2 separate regions of the Homo sapiens genome follow, and region 1 is linked to region 2. A link is a contact called in ENCODE Hi-C data. All regions are on one chromosome and are shown on one strand. Each heading gives the region's core, a stretch centred on a gene start or an enhancer-like site at or near the end of the contact. The rest is flanking DNA. Distances are from core to core; before and after follow the strand shown.

The links. A loop is a pair of places that touch in the nucleus more often than their neighbours do. Pooled maps may share reads with other maps.
Region 1: a loop to region 2 is called in a pooled map, with 2.4 times the contacts of the local background. The contact joins the promoter of TAFA2 here to the enhancer-like site in region 2. A Hi-C loop is called at or near these places in 1 of 168 maps with a recorded cell type or tissue (MCF 10A), 1 of 37 single-sample maps with no recorded cell type and 4 of 50 pooled maps.

The regions. Positions count from the first base shown.
Region 1 is chr12:62,190,718-62,197,432 of GRCh38, reverse strand. TAFA2 (TAFA chemokine like family member 2) reads left to right here and starts at 4,660. Exons shown (of 5, transcript NM_178539.5): 1 at 4,660-6,174. RefSeq lists a silencer at 3,071-3,365 and an enhancer at 4,735-5,268.
Region 2 is chr12:58,536,102-58,542,550 of GRCh38, reverse strand. No RefSeq gene overlaps it. Among named protein-coding and RNA genes, the nearest start is that of LINC02388, 240 kb to the left of the region's middle. RefSeq lists enhancers at 1,812-1,981, 1,711-2,005. Within about 2 kb of position 5,075, at least 2 of the 41 ENCODE cell types and tissues checked have a DNase peak (open chromatin) inside an H3K27ac peak, as active enhancers do.

The DNA.
Region 1 (6,715 bases), core at 3,411-5,910, 3.7 Mb before region 2:
GCAAAAAAGAAAAAGCCTGAAGTGCACCAAAGTGATTTTTAGCGAACAGAACATGGAAAGCTATGATAGAGTTACAATCCAGTTAAGTTCAGTGTTTAAAGAAATTATTTTTTACTGCTTAGACTTGAGGAGGATGGCAATTTAAACAAATATGGCTATTCCTCAGCTTGTTGTGCCTTACTTTATTGCAGCAGTCCCCAACCTTTTCAGCACCAGGGACCGGTTTCATGGAGGACAATTTTTTTCAATGGACAGTTGGTGGGGGATAATTTCGGGATGAAACCATCCCACCTCAGATCATCAGGCATTAGATTCTCATAAGGAGCGCACAACCTGGATCCCTTGCATGTGCAGTTTACAATAGGGTTCAGGCTCCTGTGAGAATCTAATGCCGCAGCTGATCTGACAGGAGATGGAGCTCAGGCGGTAATGCTCATTTGCCCACAGCTCACCCCTGCTGTGAGGCTGGGTTACTAACAGGGAGGGTACCAGTCCCTGGGGGTTGGAGACCCCTTCTTTGCTGCACTTTGCAAATATTGTTTTTATTTATTATTATTATTTTCTTTTATTTTTACAAATTTAAGGTTTGTGGTAACCCTGTGTTGAATAAGTCCCTCAGTGCCATTTTTTCAGCAGCATGTGCTCACTTCATGTCTCTGTGTTAGATTTTGGTAATTCTCACAATATTTCAGACTTTTTGTATTATTCTTGTATCTGTTATGGCGGTCTGTGATCACTGGTCTTTGATGTTACTATTATAATTGTCTTAGGATGCAATGAACTGTGCCTATGTAAGATGGCAAACTTAATTAATAAATGTTGTGTGGTTCTGACTGTTTCACCAACTGGCTGTTCCCCCAACTCCCTCTCTCTCCTGGGGTCTCCCTATTCCCTGACCTAATATTGAAATTAGGCCCATTAATATAACCCTACAGTGGTCTGTAAGTGTTCAAATGAAAGGAAGAGTCTCATGTCTCTCACTTTAAATCAAAAGCTTAATAGGGAGGAAGGCATGTCAAAAGCTGAGAACTAGGCCTCTTGAGCCAAACTGCTAGGCAAGTTGTGAATGCAAAGGAAAAGTTCAAGAAGGAAATGAAAAGTGCTGCTCCAGTGAACACACAATGATAAGGAAGCAAAACAGTCTTATTGCTGACATAGAGAAAGCTTTGGTGGTCTAGATAGAAAATCAAACCAGCCACAACATTCCTTTTAGCCAGGGTCTAATCCAGAGCAAAGCCTTAACTCTCTTCAATTCTATAAAGGCTGAAAGAAAGGTAAAAAATCTTCAGAAGAAAAATTTGAAACTAGCAGAGGTTGGTTCATGAGATTTAAAGAAAGAAGCTGTCTCCATAATACATGAGTAAAAGGTGAGGCAGTAAGTGCTTAGGTAGAAGCTGCAGCAAGTTATCCAGAAGATCTAGCTAAGATCATTGATGAAGGTGGATACACTAAACAACAGATTTTCAATGTAAATAAACATCCTTATATTGGAAGAGGATGACATCTGGGACTTTCCCAGCTAGAGAGAAGTCAGTGCCTGGCTTCGAAGCTTCAAAGGACAGGATGACTCTCTTGTTAGAGGATAATGCAGCTGGTGACTTTAAGTTGGAGCCAATGCTCATTTGCTATTCTGAAAATCGTATGGCCCTTAAGAATTATAATAAATCTACTCTGCTTGTGTTTTATAAATGGAAAAAGAAAGCCTGATAGCAGCACATTTGTTTACAGCATATTTTATTAAATATTTTAAGCCTACTGTTGAGAGCTACTGGCTTCACAAAAAGATTCCTTTCAAAATACTACTGCTTATTGACAATACATTTGGTCATCCAACAGCTCTGATGAAGATGTACAAGAAGGTTCATGTTGTTTTCATGCCTGCTAACACAACATCTGTTCTGCAGCCCATAGGTCAAGGAGTAATTTTGCCTTTCAAGTCTTCTTATTTAAGAAATATATTTTGCTAGGCTACATCTGTCATAGATAATGATTCCTCTGATGGATCTGGGCAAAGTAAATTGAAAAGCTTCTGGAGATCATTCACCATTCTAGATGCTAGAAGAGTTGCTTCTGTGGATGAGCAAAGTAGTTTTTTTTGAGATGGAATTTACTCATGGTGAAGATGCTGTGAATATTGTTGAAATGACAACAAAGGATTTTGAATATTTTATAAACCTGACTGATAAAGCAGTGGCAGAGTTGAGAGGACTAACTCCAATTTTGAAAGAAGTTCTACTGTGGATAAAATGCTATCAAGCAGCATTGCATGTTACAGAGAAATCTTTTGTGAAAGGAAGAGTCAATTGACACAGCAAACCTCATTATTGTCTTATTTTAAGAAATCGCCACAGCAATTCCAACCTTCAGCAACCACTACCCTGATCCATCAGCAGCCATCAACACTGAAACAAGACTCTCCATCAGCAAAGAGATTAGGAATCACTGAAGGCTCAGATCATCAGTACACTTTTTTTAAAAAAAGCATTAAACCATTTTCAAGGTAAGATATGTACATTTTTAAGACAAAATGCTATTGCATACCTAATGGACTGCAGTATGGTGTAAACATAACTTTCACATGTGTTGAGAAACCAAAAAAATTGTGTGACTCACTTTATTGCAATATTTGTGGTGGTTTGGAACCAAACCTGCAACATTTTTGAGGCATGCCTGTAGAAGGTAAGAAGTATCAACAAAAAATTTCTGTTAAATTAGGAGAATCTTTACTACTTTGTTTCCTTTGAAGAGAATGCAAAAGATTTTATTTTGTCTAGGAGATGCTGGAAATAGGAATATCTTGATCTAAAAATTATTGGGAATTATTTACAAAAAGCACAGAGGTTATGATAGAATTTCAGCATCATATGACATTGGATAAGAAATTTTGTTCTATTTTGTAATTAATTTATATATCTGTTCTCTTTACTTTTTCATATATTGTAAAAACACAGTGGGTTTAGTTAGAAAAATAAGGCTGAAAATGTCCCACACTTAAACAATACAAATAAAATTTTAACAAGATGACAAAACTATAGATTACAACCACAAAAAGTTAATGAATTAGAAGGTAGAAAGATTATAATGTATGCTTTATGTTTTTTTGTATGTGTGTGTGTGTGTGTGTGTGTGTGAAAAGAAAGCCAATGTTCTAAAGTGATTTTGTAAGTGACTTCTTTCTAGTACAGAGTCCAAGTTTCCAATGTCATTCCTGCTTGAATTTCATCACACTATTGAACACAGCAGACAAAAAAATACTGTAAGATTTGCAGTGCAACAGTGCCAGGTGTTTTAAAATGTAAACGTTGCTTTCCTGGATATAAGTTACTATGTAAGTGGAATGAAATATTTAATCACATGGCATAAATCTTTTGAAAGAGACTATCTGAGAGATCCTTGGAAACAAATGATTGCTGTATACTACTAGACAAAGTCAAATATGCCATAGAGCAATTAGTTACGGTAAAACTTGCCTTGTTTAGTTTTGGTGCTTTGTTTTAAATGATTTCAACTAGTCTCAGCTATTTAAAAAATACATTCTTTTCTTTCTTTATGACTGTGCTAATTTAGATTATCAAGTTAAAATAGAACTGCTCCAGAAATTCAGAGTGAATGGAAGGGTGTTTAATAATAACTTTAATACACATTTTACAATTTTTGAACATACAGAAACATTTTGAAAGCAAACCCCCAGCTCAAATAGTAAGTTCACAAAAATCTAAATGTTAAGGTTACAGATGGGACCTAGCTTGATTTGGACTGATGTAACAAAACTTTATAAAATCGGTGGAGCTATTTTTTATAAAAATGACCACCTCAACATAATTAAATTACTTGATGCATTTTAGATACAAAATATGGTTGATTTACTAAGCATGTTAAGATAAAATAGCTAAGTGAAGCACATATTCTATATTTCTTTGTAAATATGGTATGTAGTATTACTTTTATTTTATAGCTGGTGAAGAGAGCTTGTGATACCTAATTTGTCAATGGTTTCAGTGAATCACAGCTATATAAAAGCACAGACCTTTAGAGCTGGAAGGAATTTAGCTATCTTGACCATTATTGGTCTAGTTGAAAAAGAGGTATGAAAACTGGCTCCAAAACCAGATTCTTGAGTTATCTTTCCTTGTAAAGGACTTGTAAAATTTCCTGGGTCAGCATTCCCTTTCTTTGTTTCAGATTTTCTTTTTCTGAATTCATTCTTACTAATTATTCATTTTTGAATAGTCTTCTAATCACTAGATTAAGGTTTTGCTCATCTCCAAACATGATCGAAGTGAGCCTCAGAAGACCCTTCATTTGAGCTCATATGCACAGCGCTTAAACCGACACCCAATTTGACCAAACATGTAAGGACATGACCTTCCAGCGTCATGAATATCACGACGTTCCTTTAGCAAGGGCTTTGCTTAATAGGGCTGCAGTGAAAATCCTCCGTCTAAATCCTTGAGAAGTTGTAATTTGTAAAAATGCAAATTATCTGAAACCAGATATTTTTTTCTTTTTCTTTATGGAGAGAAACTGGTCTGTTACATCTAGTAAAGCGTTCTAATCCGGTTGACCCTCTAGAGGGAGACATAGTCCAGCTTTTATACCAGTTGCCTCCTCATCTTTTACTGTCTCGTTCTTTTTCTGCAGGACCGTTGTTTGCTCTCAACGGCAGTTGCTGGGGCTAACAGAACTGGCTGTTGGGAGAGAGAGGCGAGGCAACGCCGCCCGGCCCTGCCATTCCATTTTACTGCTTAACTCAACCTGGAGTGTCAGGACCTATTCTCCTGCATTCTCGCTGCACTATACGGGGGAGCCAAGTCACTCTGTACTCACTGGACAGCCAGGCTGGGTGGAATAGGGTTCTAGAGTGGAGCAGGGGCTCTGCCCTTTATGGCGACTTTCTAAAAGATTAGCATCAGTGTCTTTTGACAGTATAGCATCTGGGGTGGGACGCGGAGAGGAGGCTTTGCTTGCTAAACGGCTTCTTTCTCCGCCGGTGATCTGGATTTGTTTCCTCGGCCCCCTCCCCCCGCTCCTTTCTTTCTCCCCTCCCGCCTTTAGCAAAGTGACACAGGCGACACCTGCTCGCTTGTGTTCGATGTTGGAACTCGCACCTCCTCGGTGGTGACGGTGCCAGGGCACTGCTACCAGGGGGACATCGGCGGGTTTCCCTTCCTTCCAGCCCACGATGCCTAGAAGGGCAGCGGGTGGGCTGCGTGGGGCTCTGCCCGCAGCACTTCGAGGCGGGATTGAGGGGCTGAAGCTGGCCAGGAGTTGCTGCTAAGTGGATTCGAGTGGAAGGCGCCAAGTCTCCGCGAGGGCACCAGCGGGGACCTATCTGCGAGCAGTGGGAACAGGGGCACCTGGACGGAGGAACGCGGGCGTCTGGAGGGGGGACATCGGCTGAGCTCAGAGCCTCTCCTCCTTCCTGTCCCGAGCTTCCCAGCAACTCCGCCACGTTGGAGACCCGGTACCTGCGAGAGCCAGGGAACTCGAGAAGTGCGTGGCCGAGGCTGCTTTCCTGAAGGTGAATCATTCTGTCCAATTGCCTTTCCCCAGAGAACAAGAGGGAGGGCGGGAGAGAGGGAACGGAGGATGTGTGAGTGTGTGTGTGTGTGAGAGGGAGAGACGACGTGAGGCGAGAGGAAAAGTCTTTAGTCGGCCTTAAAAGCAAACAAATCAGAGATGGAATAAGAGCGGTAATTGCAGCAAGACCGCCTTGATTCTTGCAGTCCAGGGAGCTGAGCGCACCGCGCGCATCCGGCGAGGACAGGAGGCGACCGCGGGCGCTGCCAAGGGCTGCGGGACTTTGGCTTTTCCTCAGTAAACAAATCTTTTGATTACTTTGACACTGTGGAATAAAGAAGCGGGGAGAAGGATCAGGCTCACCTTCACCCGCTTCAGGGGGATTCCAGCTTGGATGTCAGATTCCTGAACCGTCTTTGCCATCGGAGGAGGAAACACATCCACACACGCGCGCGCACACTCGCACGCTCAGGGCCACACTCACACGCCGCCCTCCACGATCACACAGCACCAGACTTCGGTTCCCTATGCCCCTGGATGGTGACGGCGGATTGGCATCTTGGAAGCGATGCGAGAGCGATAAGGCTGGCGCCGGCCCGCAAAAGCTGCAGGAGCATCGCTAGGTGTTGCCGCCACCGGGAAGCGGGGCTGCAGGTAGGTGCGAGCCGCGCCTCGGGTCGCCGGCCAGCGCTGGGGACCGGAGCGGCAACTGCAGGACCGCGGTCCCGGAAGCCCCCGTGTGCACACGTCTCCCTTCCCCTTTCTCGGGGGTCCGGGACTGTAGAGGGATCGCCCGGGGAAGGCGAGAGGTGAGGGCAGATGCGGGTCCATCGGCCGGCGTCTCCCTCGCGGGCGGTCAGGGTAGGGGCGGAGTAGAGGGACGCCGAGAGGGGATCGGAGCATGCGAAATGAGGCTCCGTGAGCGGTGCCCTCCCTCTCTGCCCCATTTCTCCTAATAACAGCAAACGACCAGGTCGAGGATTGAAGTGGGTTGTAATTCGATTCCTCACCCAGACCCATCCTGGCTGGTAACCATTTTGGACTCTTAATAAGGAGTTGGGGGTCGCATTCCAGGGAAGATCAATGGGATGTGTCAGGTCATCTTTCTGAAATCCCTACTTTTTGTCCACTTCTGATTAGTTAATTCTCAGGCCTGTTTGCAGAAGGTGGGTGTTTCAGCGAGTCTATTGATTTA
Region 2 (6,449 bases), core at 3,826-6,325:
ATAAAATAAAGAATGCACTATTCCCTTTTATGAGCCCTTACTCCACACAAATGCACCTTCATCTGAAGTCTTGAAAAGAAAGCATTGGCTTTACGATAGAAGACCTGCTATGATACCTAATTGATGAAGTTACACACCATTCCCCACCCTTGTATCTCTTGATCCTTCTCTCCTCTGGGCCTCATTTTTGGTTGTGTAATTGCATCCTGTCTTCCATAATTTCCAGATTCCCTTCCCTAATCTTCTTTTAACCACTCAGTGTAGCACCAGGTCATTAGCTCTTTGCTAATCTCCTCTGATGCATATTGACATGCCCTTCCCTTCATCTTTTCAAACATATCTTTTTTTTTTTTCTTTTTGTGAGAGAATCACATTCTTTGTCCAGGCTAGAGGCCAGTGTCTGGAATTACAGGAATCAGCCACACATGGCTACTTTTATTATTATTATTATTATTATTATTATTATTGTTATTATTATTATTATTATTTTAGAGGTGGGGTCTCACTATGCTGTCCAGGGTGGTCTCAAACTCCTGGTCTCAAGTGATCCTCCAGCCTCAGTCTCCTGAGTCACTAGGATTACAGGCATGAGCCATAGCACTTGCCAATATCTTCTCATGTTCTTTGCTCACCTCTTTAGCCCTCTTCCTATACCTAAGAGCATAAGCCCAGGACCTTTTTGGCCTCCTAAGGTTTAAATTTCCATTTTTTTTCAAATATTTTTGATATTTTCCTGAGCTTTCAGAAAACTAGTCACTGTTTCTTCTGCCCTGGGTTTATTCTAATTTTTACTTCCATTTTAGCTTTCATTTATTCAACAAAATGATTCCTACTGTGTGCAGAATTCTGCCTATACAATTTCCATACCAACTATATCAACAACAGATTCCTATGCATCATCCATATCTAAACTTGCCATTTCTTGATTCTTGACATACATTTTCTGGGTACAAGGTAAAAGTTATGGGAAGAAAGCCCTTCCTACAGTTACAATAGATATTTCAATTCCCTGGAACATAGCTCTGTTAATGTAGCAAGTATGTCAGGAATGTGTGAAGTTAACACTGTGCATGCAGTGTTCCCTCTTGCTGCTGAAAGAATGGGAAATTTGGGGGAGCTGAGCGAGGAAATTCATCCTGAAATGACAGGCACAACTCCACAAATTCTTTCAGAACAACCATTCCTCTATAATAGAATATAACGCTGATTGAGCTTCAAAGGCCAAAACAATGACAAAAATAATCGATATAATATCTTAATTTCATTAAAAATTACCTAAATCTGTGATTGCTAGATTGCTTTTCCAATTTCAGTCATGTAGCTCCTGTGAGCATAGCGGAGGACAGTTTTTAATAAAAGGCTTAAGAGAAAAGGAAAGAAGGAAAACAATCCAAGCAAGAGAAAAAGTTAAGGACTATGAAATCTGGTTATAGTTTATGCTGACAGATCTTTATTTTGGATTGTGCTGCATTGACTTGTATGACAGATGTAGTTTACGATTGTCTCCATTTAGGAGATTTTTATTCTCTCTTTAAGAGTGTGAGCAGCTAAGCTAATTGCTTTTGCAATTCAAGAAGAGGAATGTTTAGGTCAGATCTCCAAAATAACTCTGAAATTCAAAAAATAGAAAGCATAAAACATAAAAACCTACCTCACTAAAAGGACAATTTGGGGTGCAGGCAGGAACACTTTGTACTTTTGCTGAGTTCAGAAAAAAATCATTTAGAGGGCAACTATGAAGTGCAGTAGTGAACCAGCAGCTTAGTTAACTTGCTGGCTGGAGGGCACGCCTGCTCTTGCTGCAGCTTTTATCCTTTGCATCCCTCAACCCCAGGCCCAGAACGCCAGGCCAAAGCATTTGCGGAAGTGCTCCACTGCCATCTACAGGAGCTGTCGCACTTACACGCGATATCCTAGGTCAGGTCACACCACTCTGTACAACTTGTTTTGTGTGCTATCTTTATTAGGAGACCATAGTTAATTTTTCATTAAGAGTAATCACTCTGTGAAAAGCCTAGGTCATTGTTTAATTAGTATCAGCAATAAATGGACTAAATAACCTTAAGGGGCATATTTCTTTGTTGTAGGCAAGCTGTTTTTAAATCCAGTGCATTCGCTTTTAAATAAATAAATCAGTAATTCATCTACTGTATTGTTCACTGTCAGTGCAGGATCATACAAGCAAAAGCACTCATCTAGGAGCAGAATATTTTCCTTGCCCTAAATTTCTAAAATATTCTCCAAATAAAGGGTTCATTTTTTTTTTCAAAAACAAATAAAGTCAAGTGAATAGGATTCCTCTTTTTAAAAGAAAAGCACACTGGTATGTTTAGTATTTGAAACATGATTAGAGGTTCCTATCTCTACAGCACAGCTTACCTCAAGGAAGTTTACCTAGAGCGACTCCCCAGATGATGGTTTTGGGTTTATTCAGCAGGTGATGCCCCATGCAGAGAGCAATACTGAGTTATTCTAGAGAACAGCCTCCTACAAATGTATTTCTAGTGTTTATTTATATTGGAGCTCCCTTAGACATAGAATAAATTTTTCATGAGACCAAAGATGACCAATAAACACAGAAAAGCTCAGTATCAAATCAAACAATAACTCCCATGCTGGTTTAGATGGTATTGTCTCTCCTTCAATAGTAAGTCTGCGTGTGTGGTTTGATAAATCACAGACAACAGTATGCTTAACCATTCCAGATCCTCTCCTTTTTTCTCTGCACTAACAAACACTCTGAAGACAATGATTTTAAAGCATTTCAGAAGCACGCTTAAAACAATAAGGAAGGCACAGAAAATGTGAGATTTCTTTCCCTGATTTCCGGTTGATTGACCGCAATAGCACTGCTGACTTATTGAAAATGATATGAAAATCAAAAGGATAATTAGAGCTTATTTCTACTCGAAGCAGCAGCCTGAAATTTCCGTTGAATTTACACAAATTGGAGAAAAATCAGACTTGGCATTATCTCATCCTGAAATTTCTTGCCCATACCATGAGGGTCCATCTTCTTAGCTGGGGCTGGGGAGGTGAAGGAAGGGCTGTGACGTCATGTAGGTTTATTACTGCTGCATTCCACCATTGTTTTTCTTCCCTTTGTTTCATCTTTCTTATGTTTAAATTTATTTTATTTTGTCCTATTATTTTCATCTATGAAAGGAACTTTAAATCCTTTTTAGGATGAAGTGAGAATAAAAATAAATAGGTATATACATTTTGTTCCTGCGGTTTATGATCACCATTACACTTTCATTCTTAACCTCTCTCTAGAATCCTGTGGATCTGTCCAAATGGACAAGACCAATGTCGTCGATTATGAGCCCAGGAACTGGCTGTGACTGCCCCTGTGCTCCTCACTGTGCAGTTTCCCTGCCGAGGTGGAAGGCTGTGTGTGTAGCCAGCTCACCACGTCCCCTGCACAAGGAGCTTCAGCAAGACCATCAGAAGCACAGATTCTTCATCTGTATGTTACTTCTTCGGGGCTACCATAACCAATTACCACATACCCAGTGACTTATAACAATAGAAATTTATTCTGTCACAGTTCCGGAAGCCAGAAGTCTAAAACGAAGGTGTTCTCAGGGTCATGCTCTCTCTAAAGCCTCTGGGAGAGGATCCTTCCTGGCCTCCTCTAGCTTCTGGAAATGCCAGCAATTCTTGGCCTTCCTTAACCTGCAGATGCATCACTCCCATCTCCGCCTTCACCATCACATGGCCTTCTCTTCTATGTCTCTGTCTTCACGTGATGTTTTCTCTCTGTGTCTGTATCCCACTACCTTCTTCTTAGAAGGACATTTATCCTTGGATTAGGGTCCACCCTAATCCAGTATGACCTCATCTTAACTGGATTACACCTGCAAAGACCCTACTTCCAAATAAGGTCACATTCTGAGGTACCAGGTAGGCATGAATTTTGGGGGAACTCTACTTACCTGGAGTAACAGTACCTATCTTAGCTGTGGTGACACATACGTAGTACTCTGAGTGCCACATCCTGAGCATGAATGTAATGATAGCTCTTATTAAAAACAAACTATACTTTGACTTCTCATAACTTTGTCCACAGTAATGATTTTTCCATCAGGAGTACAAACTCAAAGTGTCTTTTGTTGTTGTTTTTATTTGCGTGCGTTTCTTTTTAAAGAAATCTCTGGTTTATTTTGGATATTTTGTTTTGTTTTTATTTTCCAAAACAAAAAAGATCAAGGTGTTGTGTTTACATATACTAAGCAGGATACTTCTTTACGGAAGACAGGGAGCTTCATTACATACTTTGACACTCCCAGTGGAAAGGTGGGTTGGGTGGATGTGCGATACAGAGAGGTTAGGTTACCAGATGCCTGCTAGATGCTAGAAGTATCTCCTTTGGGACTTAGCAGTTCTTAAGTCTGAATGGCGTGGGCCCTTCTCGGAATTCCATCCACATGCACCTTCTTCTCACTTGCTTTCCTTTTGCTTCTGGGCACCATGGGTAGTACCCTTTTATTCTCCCTCCCCATCCGTTAATCCAGAGAAGCTTGCAAAAGCCTAAAGCATAAGATGCAGCAAAGCTAACATGAAGAGACATGTCAGATACAATTCAGAGCAACACCAACTAATTATTAGACTCCAGCAGATTCAAAACAGAACCTCCACTGAGAGAGAGAAATAAGATTATTCTATCCATTTGATGTTCTTGTTAACCTAATAGCCTTTCTTACCATCACTCATGCTCCAGAGAATTTTGGCGTGGAATGAATCTTGGATGTTACACTCTTGCCTCATTTAAAGAGAACCAGCTCTAGCTTTACCAGGGTTTACAAACAATTATAGTTTTAAACTATTTTAAAGTCGGTGTTTTCCACCATTAGGTGTTTACAGAATTTCCTCGGCCAGGATAAAGTCCCACTGCATTCAATACACACCAATGTGTGTCCATTCTCACACCCTGGAAGTCATTTCAGAGCACGTAGACGGCATGTGTGTGCTGGTATGTGTTGCCAGTGTGTCTATGAGATGCACAGGCCATGCAGAAGACATCTGTAAACACAGTCTGTTTTCCCACCACATTCTTGCTCTCTGAGTCAGCGGCACACATATGGCAGGAAGAACTGGAACATTCTTCTTTTAAGGGGTAAATTTGGAACCAAGAGTTGATGTTTCTCCATCTGTGTGGCAGTGGAAGACATTTAAAATAAATACAAGCTCTTGTAATCTAAGCCAGAACCAGGGAGGAACAGGATAATGCGGAGACTTATAACTAAGAAGTGGTAAAAATCAGAGTTCTGTTAAGAACAGAAATAGTCTTTCTTCATATGAGAGAAGGCCATGTATCTCTAACAGAAAGAAGTCCTCACTTCAGCTAGAGGTACCACCTTGTAAATAAACCAGCATGAATCAGCCTCTTGCCCCTGGCTGATGAGAACAGGAAACAATTGGAATATTTCACCCTAAAGTTAAGGAAGCTTCTGCCTCAGGTCCCTGCACCTGCTCAGAGTCTCATGAGGGCTGTGAGGTGCTAGGAAGTGTGAAGCATTCTAGGTGGTAAGGAGAAGCCAGGTGGCAATCAGAGAGCATTTTGATGTAAGCATTTTGGTAAATTGCTTTAAAAAGATCTAAAGAATTGCTGGGCCACCAAGACTCTAGTAATTAATTGAGAATTCTTTTATCGTTCAATCATTTACCTAATTTTTAATTCATAATTTTGTCTTCTTTTTCTAGAACAAAGAGGGAGCCTCAAAACTGTATATACTCCTGACCACACAAAAGCTGGATATGCCCTTGGCTCTCTCAGGGAGGCAGAGCCCCACCCCTCTTTCTGGAATTAGCACTGATTTAGGAGAGGCAAACAACCATGGCTGGAGGTAGGCAGGCCAGTGGACTTTCTCCTACTGTTGAATATAGTTGAGTTTCCCAGGTGAGGGTTTGAAGTATTTGACTGCAGGCCGTATAAAAAGATATGTGTAAAGAAGGTGGTGATTGAGGAGAGAGGACATTCACCCAGTAGACTCTTCTTCAAAGCCCTAAAACTATAGGCCCACTCCCTGCATGACCAAGAATTAAGTAAAACTATTCCTTTCACAGGCATTAGAGCTCTAAATAATCCTTCATGAAGAAGCTGTGAGTGTTCCCCATAGTACTTGTGGCCGAGGCAGGAGGTCCTCAGAAAGGGATGGTCATGAATCCTAAACTAGTGTGGGGATTCAGGGAATGTGGGGCTAGGAATAGATGAAAAATGAATTCCTAAACAGATTTATAATTGGTTTTTGGTCACAGCAAGAGCCTTTCATGGCTCCTGTAGCTAAGAAAATACCCAAGAAAGAGAAACACAAAGAATTAATTCCCTATCCTCCATCCTCCCAAATGTTAACAATAAACACTCCTTTTGAGATTAAAAATATGGGCTGTGCCACACCCACGTTGCATTTATATTATTGGAGGACATTCCCTGCTGGCTTCATGCC